2 separate regions of the Homo sapiens genome follow, and region 2 is linked to region 1. Evidence: chromatin contacts called from ENCODE Hi-C or POLR2A ChIA-PET data. All regions are on one chromosome and are shown on one strand. The core of a region is the stretch at or near the end of the contact, and the rest is flanking DNA. Distances in the headings are between cores, read along the strand shown.

Region 1 (5,550 bases), core at 1,000-3,499:
AGTGAACGTGCAGCAAGGCCAGGCAGAGGCAAGGGCTGGCTGCTGTAGCTGCTTGGTAGAACTTCTCTGAAGCAGGAAATTTGGGCAGCAAGTGCCCTGGCTAGTCTCACCCTGACCAAAGCCTGGGGAGCCAGGGGAGTGCTGGCAAGGAAGGAAGCTACTGGTTCCCATTTGCTGTTTTAGAAACGAGGACATTCAGGCCGGGCAGGGTGGCTCACGCCTGTAGTCCCAGCACTTTGGGAGGCCGAGGCGGGTGGATCACCTGAGGTAGGGAGTTTGAGACCAGCCTGACCAACATGGAGAAACCTCCTCTCTACTAAAAACACAAAATTAGCCGGGCATGTTGGTGCCTGCCTGTAATCCCAGCTATTTGGGAGGCTGAGGCAGGAGAATCATTTGAACCTGGGAGGCTGAGGTTGTGGTGAGCTGCTGAGATCAGGCCATTTTACTCCAGCAGGGGGGCAACAAGAGCGAAACTCAGTCAAAAAAAAAAAAAAAAAAAAAAAAGAAAAGAAAAAAAAGAAATGAGGACATTCAGAAGGTGAAATGGAGTAGGATGACGCCAACACTGTTTTTCTCTCCACTTGTTTAGATACTAGCAGAGTTGAGCTGGGTTGGAGTTGGTGTGTGGTCCATGGTGTGGGGTATCTGTGAGTGGGGTTCTGGGAGTGTGAGACAGATATCCATGTAGTCAAGAGCAAGCTTGAGGTATGTGTAGGGTTGCCAGATAAAATAAATCTGCTAAATCTAGCAACCCTAGGTATGTGAGTTTCCTTGGACTCATGCAAGAAGCTTCTCTCCAAGACCTTTTTCCCCGGACAGTCTGTCACCCAGGAAATTCCAATTCCAGGGCTACTAGTCCCTGTCCAATTTGCTGTCCATGGTTTGAGGACGAGATTTCTCTTTTTTCCAATGACAGTTTATGCTGGAACAGCACATTAAATGGATCCCCTTGGTCAGAGGTCCCAGAGGGGGCCCAGGCGACTTCCTCTCAAAGGACATGAGTAGTCAGACCTGCCTTCCATTTTTTTCTGCCCTTACCTTGGGGGGATGAAGAACTCTATTTTGAGGATTCTGTGAAAAGGGTTGCAACCCAACTCTGTTCTATTTCTTTGCAGGAGCCTGGGTGAGTTCTTTCTCCCTATCCTGGGCCTCTGTAGCTCCATCTGTGGAATGGGAGAGTTGGATTAACACCAGGCTATCCCGTAGATTGGAGGCTGCTGTTAGATGAAACTGCAAAGTGTTCTCAGTACCCTTTCCTAAATGGCCTAGAATATGGCTACACTTATACATCAGTTCTGAGGTAGGTGTTACTAGCCTCATTTTTACAAAGGCAGAAACAAAGCGCAAAGAACCTTGCCCAAGGTGACAGATAGGGTAAGTAGTGAAGGCAGGATTGGAACCCCAGGAGCCTGACTTAAGGTCGCTGCTCTTAACTACTATGCAGACCAGGAAACTGAGGCTCCGAAGCGGGGAAGTCACCTAATGAGGGTCACACAGCCTTGCTACAGCGGAGGCAGCTGGGATTCCGGCCTCGCACGCCCGAGCTTTAGCCACTGTGCGGCGCTGTCGGGGCAGCAGCCCAGGCATCCGCTCAGTTCCTGCTCACGTCCAGCGCCCATCTCCCCTTCCGTGCCCCAGAGGCTGAAATGGGCCCAATCTGTGTTGAAGCTGCTTGTTTCTGGGTCCTGGAGGGAGGCCGGGGGAGAAAGAGGTCTAATAGGATGGGCAGGAACCCGGCTAGCGAGAAACAAGGCACAGGGCCAACCTTAGTTGCACAAGACTTTTGAGAGATGAAGGCAACACTTGGTGGAGGTCAGGGTTCACTGAGGGGGTGTCGGGCAGGGGGCGGAGGAGGTCCTGCCGCCTGTCGGTGGGGCCCAGAACCCTGGGAGCCAGGAAGGTGGGGGGTGTCCAGTCCTCAGGGCAACTGGGGCCAGGGAGAGGGGAGGGAGAAATTAAGCGGATTCCCAGACCCATGAACAGACATCCAGACAAATGCCGTTTCCACAGAGACTCACGGAGAGTGAGATAGTCACAGAGACTGAGACAAACGGATGCCGAGATCCAGAGGGTCGGAGAACAGGCAAACTCGGAGCAGTAGACCGGCCCGCGCCCCGGGAACGCGGCCACAGCGGCCGGCGCTCTGCCCGGCCTCTCCGCGCGGAGAGGGGTGGCGGGCCCGACAGCGGAGGGAGGAGAGGGCGCCGCCGCAATCTCACCTCTCCCAGGCCCAAGGCTGCGGGCGCCAAGTTCGCTCCTGGTGATCACTCGAATGCGTCTCCCCTCGGGCTGGAAGCCGTGCGGGCTCGGGTGGGCGCCGGCGGGCCGCGCTGGGGCGGCGTGGGTCCCGGCGTCTCAGCCTCGCGCTCCCACTGCGCTTCGGCCCGGTGGCCCGGGCGCCGCCTTGGGGAGAGGACGGGTGGGGACCGCCGCCACTTCCCTGGCTGCGGCTGGCGCCCGAGTGAGCCTTAACATCCAGGGGCTGAGCGTTCTGAAGGCGGCGGCTTCAGGGAGCACAGGGTGCAGGAGCGGCGGCGAAGACAAGGGCCCGCCTCCGGCCACTCGAGCCCAGCTCCCGCCGCGGCGGCGGTTTGTTCCCGCCGGGTCCCTCAGCGGAGGCGCTACGCCCGCCCCTGTCGCCTCGCCCCACCCCGCCCAGGGAGCTCCGCCCTAGCCCGCAGCTCTTCCGCCTTAGGCAGCCGCTAGGCGGGAGGGACAATCCCCCACCACCAACCACTGCCACCCCGAGGGGACTAGGGGCTGAGGCCCGCCCAGGTAAGGGAAAGCCTCAGCTCCTTCCGTTGCGCCCCAGCGGCGGGTCCCAGCTCGGATTCCCGGGGTAGTGGCGGGGGCCGCCGGCGGGTCGTGCCCTGGAAGGTGAGCGCGGCCGAGCTGGGCCGCCAGGGGGCGCTGCGGAGCCGGGGGACACCCCTCCCTGCCTGCCTCAGTCCCCCGCCCCCTCCCCGCCCGCGCGCAAAACGCACTCGCCCCAGAGGCAGCGCGGCCGAGCCCGAGCCGCTGCCGGAGCGGAGCCGGAGAGTGGCGGCGGCGGCGGCAGCGGCACCATGACCCTGGGCAGCTGCTGCTGCGAGATCATGTCCTCCGAGAGCTCCCCGGCCGCGCTGTCCGAGGCCGACGCAGACATAGACGTGGTGGGCGGCGGCAGCGGCGGGGGGGAGCTCCCAGCTCGCTCCGGGCCCCGCGCCCCCCGGGACGTGCTCCCCCACGGCCACGAGCCTCCCGCGGAGGAAGCCGAGGCAGACTTAGCCGAGGACGAGGAGGAGTCTGGTGGCTGCTCGGACGGCGAGCCCCGCGCTCTGGCGTCCCGGGGGGCGGCGGCCGCAGCGGGGAGCCCGGGGCCAGGCGCCGCGGCGGCCCGCGGCGCAGCGGGGCCCGGGCCGGGACCGCCGTCGGGGGGCGCGGCGACGCGGAGCCCGCTGGTGAAGCCGCCCTACTCGTACATCGCGCTCATCACCATGGCCATCCTGCAGAGCCCCAAGAAGCGGCTGACGTTGAGCGAGATCTGCGAGTTCATCAGCGGCCGCTTCCCCTACTACCGGGAGAAGTTCCCCGCCTGGCAGAACAGCATCCGCCACAACCTCTCTCTCAACGACTGCTTCGTCAAGATCCCCCGCGAGCCGGGCAACCCGGGCAAGGGCAACTACTGGACGCTGGACCCGGAGTCGGCCGACATGTTCGACAACGGCAGCTTCCTGCGGCGTCGCAAGCGCTTCAAGCGGCAGCCCCTGCCGCCGCCGCACCCACACCCGCACCCTCACCCGGAGCTGCTGCTGCGTGGCGGGGCCGCGGCGGCGGGGGATCCCGGCGCTTTCCTGCCCGGCTTCGCTGCCTACGGCGCCTACGGCTACGGCTACGGGCTGGCTCTCCCGGCCTACGGCGCACCCCCGCCGGGGCCGGCCCCGCATCCGCACCCGCACCCGCACGCCTTCGCTTTCGCCGCGGCAGCCGCCGCCGCTCCTTGCCAGCTGTCGGTACCCCCAGGCCGCGCCGCCGCGCCTCCACCCGGACCTCCGACGGCCTCGGTGTTCGCAGGCGCGGGATCGGCCCCAGCTCCTGCGCCTGCCTCAGGCTCGGGCCCGGGCCCGGGCCCCGCAGGCCTGCCCGCCTTCCTGGGCGCGGAGCTGGGCTGCGCCAAAGCCTTCTACGCGGCGTCCCTGAGTCCTCCCGCAGCCGGCACCGCGGCGGGTCTGCCCACCGCACTTCTGCGCCAGGGCCTCAAGACGGACGCGGGCGGTGGTGCAGGCGGCGGGGGCGCCGGGGCAGGGCAGAGGCCTTCCTTCTCTATAGACCACATCATGGGCCACGGTGGCGGCGGGGCAGCACCCCCGGGCGCCGGCGAGGGCTCTCCGGGACCGCCATTCGCGGCAGCCGCGGGTCCTGGGGGCCAAGCCCAGGTCTTGGCCATGCTGACTGCTCCGGCCCTGGCTCCCGTTGCTGGCCACATTCGCCTCTCGCATCCCGGGGACGCGCTGCTGTCCTCAGGGTCCCGGTTTGCCAGCAAAGTCGCCGGCCTTAGTGGCTGCCACTTCTGACCGCAGCAGGCCCAGGGCCGGTTAGGTCCGCACTCCTCAGCCTCTCCCGGGAGTTCCTGCGGTCCCAGCGGAACTCAGGGAGTCTATTTATGAAGTCTCCAGACCTTGGGCCGGCACGCGTGACACGGCACTTCAGGCTCCACGCACAGAATCTCGCAGATAGTTGGGACTAAGCGGGCTCTATCGCTCAGGGCGACAGGCCCGGGGCTACGCGAAGAAGTCGCAGGCCAAGATTCTTTACAGTTTGAGAAATAAAAGCAGGGGGGTGGGGGCTTCGTTTTTTTCCCTGCCTCTGCGCCTCTCGGGGAACACATTCCGGGAGAGATGCCTGGCCAGGCTCCACGGATCCCGCCAGAAACACCAACAGAGGGTCTCCCTTTCTGCCTTTCCCCTCTCACTTCTTCCCCAACGTTGAGACCCTGCTTGTCCAATATTATAATTTAAAGACATCTATTATCTGCTTTGTGCTTAAAAGAAAAATTCAACCTTTTTTTTTTTTTTTTTTTTTTTGCTGTTCTCCAAGGAAGTTCGTTTCCTCTGAAGCCTAAACCAGTGTCTACGCAGGCGGAGCTGAACGGAGAGGTGAAGCAGGGGGTCTTTATATTCCCTGCAGAAACCCTGGATCCCACTCCACTGAGGAAAATCCTTTCTCTTTTGTGTTTGGGTGCTTTTAAAGGAATTTCTTTCCTTTCCCTTGGCTGGCTGGGTCCAGCCATCTCCGGCCAGCAACCCTGTCAGTGTTCCACCCTGTCCCAGGCCCTGTGATATTTATTGTGGCTAAAGGCAATGAGATTGGGTGGAAGAGAAGGGTCTGGGCCAGGGACTGGAGAGGTGGGGGTGGAGTGGGCAAGGGCACACCCTGTGGCAGGGGGTCCTATAATTTTGTGTAAATATCTGTACAGCGCGCTGCTCTCGGCGTTCTCTGTCCACTGGGTGTGCATTGATTTAAACTTCTCCACTGTGGGGAAGCTCTGTGAAATCGTCTGATGGTCTG
Region 2 (5,550 bases), core at 800-3,299, 990 kb before region 1:
CAGCCCATGAGTTCCTGTGACTGGTGGAATGGGGGGTAGATTGACCAGAGGATGTGTGCTCTTGGGGACCTTGAGCAGGCAAGATGTCTTGGCCAGGGGACAAGACACGGGGTCACTCCCAGCCCATCAGCTGATTTGCAGCGTGCACTGAGGCCTTGGTTGTCATGTCCCCATTTGTATAAAAGGGTTCCCTCCCATGCTGACCTTTGAACTTGTCAGAGTCTTCCTCATTCTTTCAGGACACCCAAGAAACTGTGGGAACAGCACACAGCAGTGGAGGTAATGCCTGTCTGGGAAGACCTTGAGGGGCTGCTGGAGCTGGGGCTGCAGACACCTGGGTAGTGCCCTGAGTGGTCAGAGTTATGAACTGGCCTGCAGAGAAGGCCCAGCTGGACCTGGGTGGGGGGGCTTGGTGACCTCAGAAGTTATTCTAGTCCATCTCCCTAGAGCATTGTCCCCAAATCCTTGTGACCTGAAATTCAGCTTCCCATCCCTTCACCTCTGTCCCTGGGAAGATCCTGAACCTCCACAGGTATCTCAGGCTGAAGCTTATAGCCTGAGACTTCCTCCTGGTGTGCAACTCAGTGCTGCCTGGCAGCATCTGACCTTGTCTGGCAAACAGTAACCCCTGCCTTCCTACCCCTCCCATCCCTCACTGTCCCTGCAGGAATATGAGCAAGAGTTCATAGCCAAGTGGAGGTCCCTGGACCTGGATGTGCTGCTGGTGCCAGTTCTGGGCTCTGCCTTCTATATAGGCTCTTCCTCCCTAGCATCAGGTGAGAGCACACTGGGTCTTGGTGGGGTTGAGATTGGGAGTCCGGGACTCCTGAGTCCTGCCCCAGCTTCTGTGATCTTGCCCTCTATCTCCATTAACTTTTTAAAAATATTTCTTAAATTGAGATAAAAGTCAGATAACACAAACTTACCATTTTAAAGTGTACAATTAAGTGGTTTTTAATATTTCAAAATGTCGTGCAACCACCACCATTATCTAATGTCTGAACATTTCTGTTACCCTGAAAGGAAAACTTGTACCTGTTAGCAATTTCCATTCACTTTAAAAATGAACTTTATGGAAGTATAATTTACATGCAATAAAATTCACCGATTTTAAGTATAATTTGATGAATTTTGACAAATGTATACTGTTGTATAACCACCACTATAATCAGAAATACAGAACAGAATATATTTTTAGATTTTACAGATACATGTTCCATCACCCCCAAATTTCCCTCATGTCTCTGCAGTTCACTCTATCCCTAACCCCAGTAACCACTGATCTGCTTTCTGTCACCATAGTTTTGCCTTTTCTAGAATTTCATACAAATGGAATCAAAGGGTATGAAGCTTTTGTGTTTGGCTTCTTCCACCTAGCACATCCATTTACTGTTTTTTTTTTTTTTTTTTTTTTTTTTTTTTTTTTTTTGAGACAGAGTCTTGCTCTGTCACCCAGGCTGGAGCGCAGTGGCATGATCTCAGCTCACTGCAACCTCCTCTGCCTCCTGATTTCAAGCAATTCTCCTGCCTCAGCCTCCCAAGTAGCTGGAATTACAGGTGTGTGCCACCACGTCCAGCTAATCTTTGCATTTTTAGTAGAGACGGGGTTGCGCCATGTTGGCTAGGCTGGTCTCAAACTCCTAACCTCAGGTGATCCACCCACCTCAGCCTCCCAAAGTCCTGGCATTACAGGCGTGAGCCACTGTGCCCAGCCCATCCATTTACTCTTAACATGCCCTCTGCTGCCCTACTTCAAAAGGGGTCTTCAGCCCAGCCTGTCCAAAACATGGGCTCAGGACAGGGTAATATCTGGGCCATCCCTGGGTCCCATGCACAGGTACTGGTCTCAAAGGTGCTACCCAAGGCAGGATAAAACTCAGTTCCAAACCTGAGCCTGGACTCCTCTCCCCTGACCTTAAGAACATGTCCTCCTGGGTCCCCCGACTGTGGCCAGCCAAAGGCTCATCCCACGCCTGACTCTCCCTGCACACATGTGGCTGCTGCAGAAGAGCTGTCCTTTCAACTCCAGGTGGCGCTGTACACCCTTACTATCTTGAAGTCCGGTACACAGGAGGGCGTGGGCTGAATCCTCTGCCATCCACTAGCTGTGTAGCCTTAGAAAAGGCTAATCCTGCCCCTAATCCTGCCACCTCGATTTCCTCACTTGTACACAGTCAATAGTAATCCACACCTCACAGAGTGGAGAGGATTCAAGGGATCAGCAATGTGATGAGGCCAGCACAGTGCCTGGCACTGAGTGAGGCTTCTGCAATGCAGATTCCGTCCTTCCCTCCACCCTGGGGAGAGCATGAGGCCATTGTCAAGATGACCCCTGACACAAATTGGCTAGTCCGAGCCCAGAGCGCTGAAGTTCCCAGAAGGACCGGGAGGGGGCGCCCACCCACATTCTTCCCCACCTGAGTCTGCGCTGACGATTTCCTGGGCTTATCTGGATCTTCCTGCAGAAAGTCAGTCTTATGTGACCCTGTACAACCTCCTGGACTTTCCCGCGGGCGTGGTGCCTGTCACTATCGTGACACTACAGGACGAGGAGGAACTGGCCTTCTACAAGGGGTGCTACGGAGATAGTTCTGACAAAAATTTCTCAGAGGTCAGTTTCCTTCTCCGAGCCTCTCCCGGAGCGGGGACAAACCAGGGCTGGTTCTCTCCGGGTTGGGGCCCCTGACGGTAGTGGTGGAGAGAGTAGGGCGGGACTGGTCATTCCTGGTGTTCACCCTTTGGCACTTATGCTAGTTTCACCCCAACCCTGAGGACACATCATTTGACCTCCTTGTCAGCCCCATCCATGTCAGGGGAGAAAACTTTGCAAAACCAGTGGTTTTCTTTGTATTTCTTCTGCCTCCTCCTCCTCCCCCTCCCCCTCCCCCTCTTCCTCCTTCTCCTCCTCCTCTTCCTCCTCCTCCTCCTTCTCCCCCTCCTTCTTCTTTTTCTTCTTCTCCTCCTCCTCCTCCTCCTCCTCCTCCTTCTCCCCCTCCTTCTCCTTCTCCTTCTTCCTCCTTTTCCTTCTCCTTCTCCTTCTCCTTCTTCCTCCTTTTCCTTCTCCTTCTCCTTCTTTTTTGAGACAGAGTCTTGCTCTATCGCCCAGGCTGGAGTGCAGTGGCACGATCTCGGCTCACTGCAACCTCTGCCTCCTGGGTTCAAGTGATTCTCCTGCCTCAGCCTCCCAAGTAGCTGGGATTACAGGCACCTGCCACCACGCCCGGCTAATTTTTTTTTTTTTTTTTGAGATGGAATCTCACTCTTTTGCCCAGGCTGATGTGCAGTGGTGCAATCTCAGCTCACTGCAACCTCCACATCCTGAGTTTGAGCCATCCTCCTGCCTCTCAGCCTCCCAAGTAGCTGGGACTACAGGCATGCACCACCATGCTCGGCTAATTTTTGTAATTTTAGTAGAGACACGGTTTCACCATGTTGGTCAGGCTGGTCTCAAACTCCTGGCCTCAAGTGATCTGCCTGCCTCGGCCTCCCAATGTGCTGGGATTACAGGTGTGAGCCATTGCGCCCGGCCTTCTTTGCATTGCTGTAGGTAAAAATGATCTCAGAGGCAGGGAGGGCAGAGCAGGGCAAAAGCCGCTGGTTATGAGCTTACTGTGTATCTGCTCTGGATATGACCTCTCTTGGGACCTCTGTTTCTTCACCAGGAAAATGGGAATAAAAACATCTACTTTGTAGGGTTGTGCTAAAGGTTAATTAATTTGAAAAAGTGAATGAAGCAATTTGCATAAGGTCTTGTGTGTAGGAAGTGTTCGATAAATACTATGATTAGTAAGTCAGAGTGGTTTCATAAAAGAAAATATTACCAAATATTTAACTGCAGGGTCTAAAATAACACACCTGACTTTGGTGAGAGAGAGAAGGAGAGAGAGGAAGAGAAAGAGGCCGACTCTGAAACATATGCACGTATCTGAGTCAGACATTAAGTAACTTACTTTTTCTGGAAATTGATTTTAGTGCTAGAGTTACCCAGTGGAACTGCTGACCTGAATTCTGAGAAAATAACAATAATGACACTATCTCATGTGTCTTGAGCACTTACTCTGTTCCAGGAGCTGTTTAAAAGTGCCGTGTATAAATATTAAATCATTAAATTCAATAACTCTCCTGTGAGGTTTTTTAAATGAGGAAAATGGAGGCACAGACAGATTAAGGGACTGGGCCAAAGCCACACAGCCAATTGAAGTGGAGGAGCTAGGACTTGAAACAGGTGATCTGACTCCAGAGACAAAGGCAAATAAAGCCTCAAATGATATCATCACAAAGCAAAGAAAACAGGTTTGAATTCCTACAAGGACGTTTGGATTTCGTGGCAGGGACTCAGGCTTAGCCCCCATGTTCCTGGGCCTGTTTTGGGCCAAGGCAATGCTTTCACTGTGGAAGGGTAACCAGGCTCTGGATCAGGGATTAGCATGCTCTTCTTTCTCTTGCTTGAACATTGAGTGGATGCTCGGCTTTCTCTTTCGTCATTATAATCAGCATTCTGCACAGGGAGCAAGTTTTACATGTTAACCCTGAAGAACTATGGGCAATAAAATCAGAACAGTCTTTTCAGGTTTCACTGAGAGCTGAGGAAGCCTGGAATTCTGAGATCTAGGTCATTTTTACCTTAATATAGATTGGGAAAGGGATGTTTGGACTAAAGCATACCTAGACCAACCGTTGGTACGGAGGCCCAGAATAGCATGGGTGATGAACAGAGCCAGGCAAGGGGCCTGTGAAGCAGGCTCTGAGTTCCCGACCTTCTCTACTGGCAGGCGGTAAGAGGATCCGTCGGAGTTCTGGTGACTGTGCAGTGCATTGCTTTGCCATGGGAAGAGGAGCTGTGTCTCCGGTTCATGAAGGAGGTGGACACCTTGGTCAAGAATCAGAGGGGGCCCAAGTGATAGGCTCCTGGAATGGAGTAACAGCTCATGAAACACGGGGCTGGTTGTGGTGGCTCATACTTGTAATCCCAGCAGTTCAGGAGGCAGAGGCTGGCAGATCGCTTGAGGCCACGAGTTTGAGACCAACCTGGGCAACATAGTGAGACCCTGCTTCTAAAGCATTTTCTTGGTGTTACTCCTGTAGATCCTCACCCAAGTGTGCTCCTGATGCCCCTTCCTTCTCATGAATACCATGTCCACCTTATGTCTCCTCCTTCTGGAACCCCACCAGGTTCCTTTTCTTTGTTGGTCCCTCTGTGTGGGTGCTCAATATTCCTCAGATGGGCCCAGGATGGGGAGCAGGGTGAGGAGCTCAATAAACATTTTCTGACTGGCCCCGGCCTCATGATCTCTGGTCTGGGTGAGGCTGTAATCTCCTGGTGGTCTTCTGCCTCTAGCTGCTTTCCTCCAATTCAGTCCCCCTGATGCTACCCCAGACTGCAGTGGAGAAAGAGCCCCAAACAGAGAGGCTGGAGATCTGGGTCCAAGTCCTGACTCTGTCCGTGACTTGCTGTGTGATGCTGGGAAGTCCCTTCATCTCTCTGGACCTGAGTTTTCTCATCTGAGTTTCAGATTGAGGGGGTTAGATTTGATAAGGTCTATGGTACCT

What was found. A loop is a pair of places that touch in the nucleus more often than their neighbours do. ChIA-PET counts read pairs that join two places held with the same protein, here RNA polymerase II (POLR2A). Pooled maps may share reads with other maps.
Region 2: a loop to region 1 is called in a pooled map, with 2.4 times the contacts of the local background. The contact joins the enhancer-like site here to the promoter of LINC01389 in region 1. A Hi-C loop is called at or near these places in 1 of 50 pooled maps. POLR2A ChIA-PET finds 5 or more read pairs at or near these places in 2 of 52 experiments (PC-9 and WTC11).

What each region holds. Positions count from the first base shown.
Region 1 is chr1:47,435,068-47,440,617 of GRCh38, forward strand. It overlaps LINC01389 (long intergenic non-protein coding RNA 1389), which reads right to left and starts at 2,250. Exons shown (of 5, transcript NR_126355.1): 1 at 2,223-2,250. It overlaps FOXD2 (forkhead box D2), which reads left to right and starts at 2,977. Exons shown (of 1, transcript NM_004474.4): 1 at 2,977-5,550. The coding sequence starts at 3,069. The coding sequence ends at 4,556. RefSeq lists silencers at 1,457-1,616, 2,097-2,996, 3,027-3,206 and an enhancer at 4,395-5,164.
Region 2 is chr1:46,440,427-46,445,976 of GRCh38, forward strand. It overlaps the pseudogene FAAHP1. Among named protein-coding and RNA genes, the nearest start is that of LINC01398, 6.5 kb to the right of the region's middle. RefSeq lists enhancers at 1,802-1,931, 2,452-2,691. Within about 2 kb of position 2,050, at least 5 of the 41 ENCODE cell types and tissues checked have a DNase peak (open chromatin) inside an H3K27ac peak, as active enhancers do.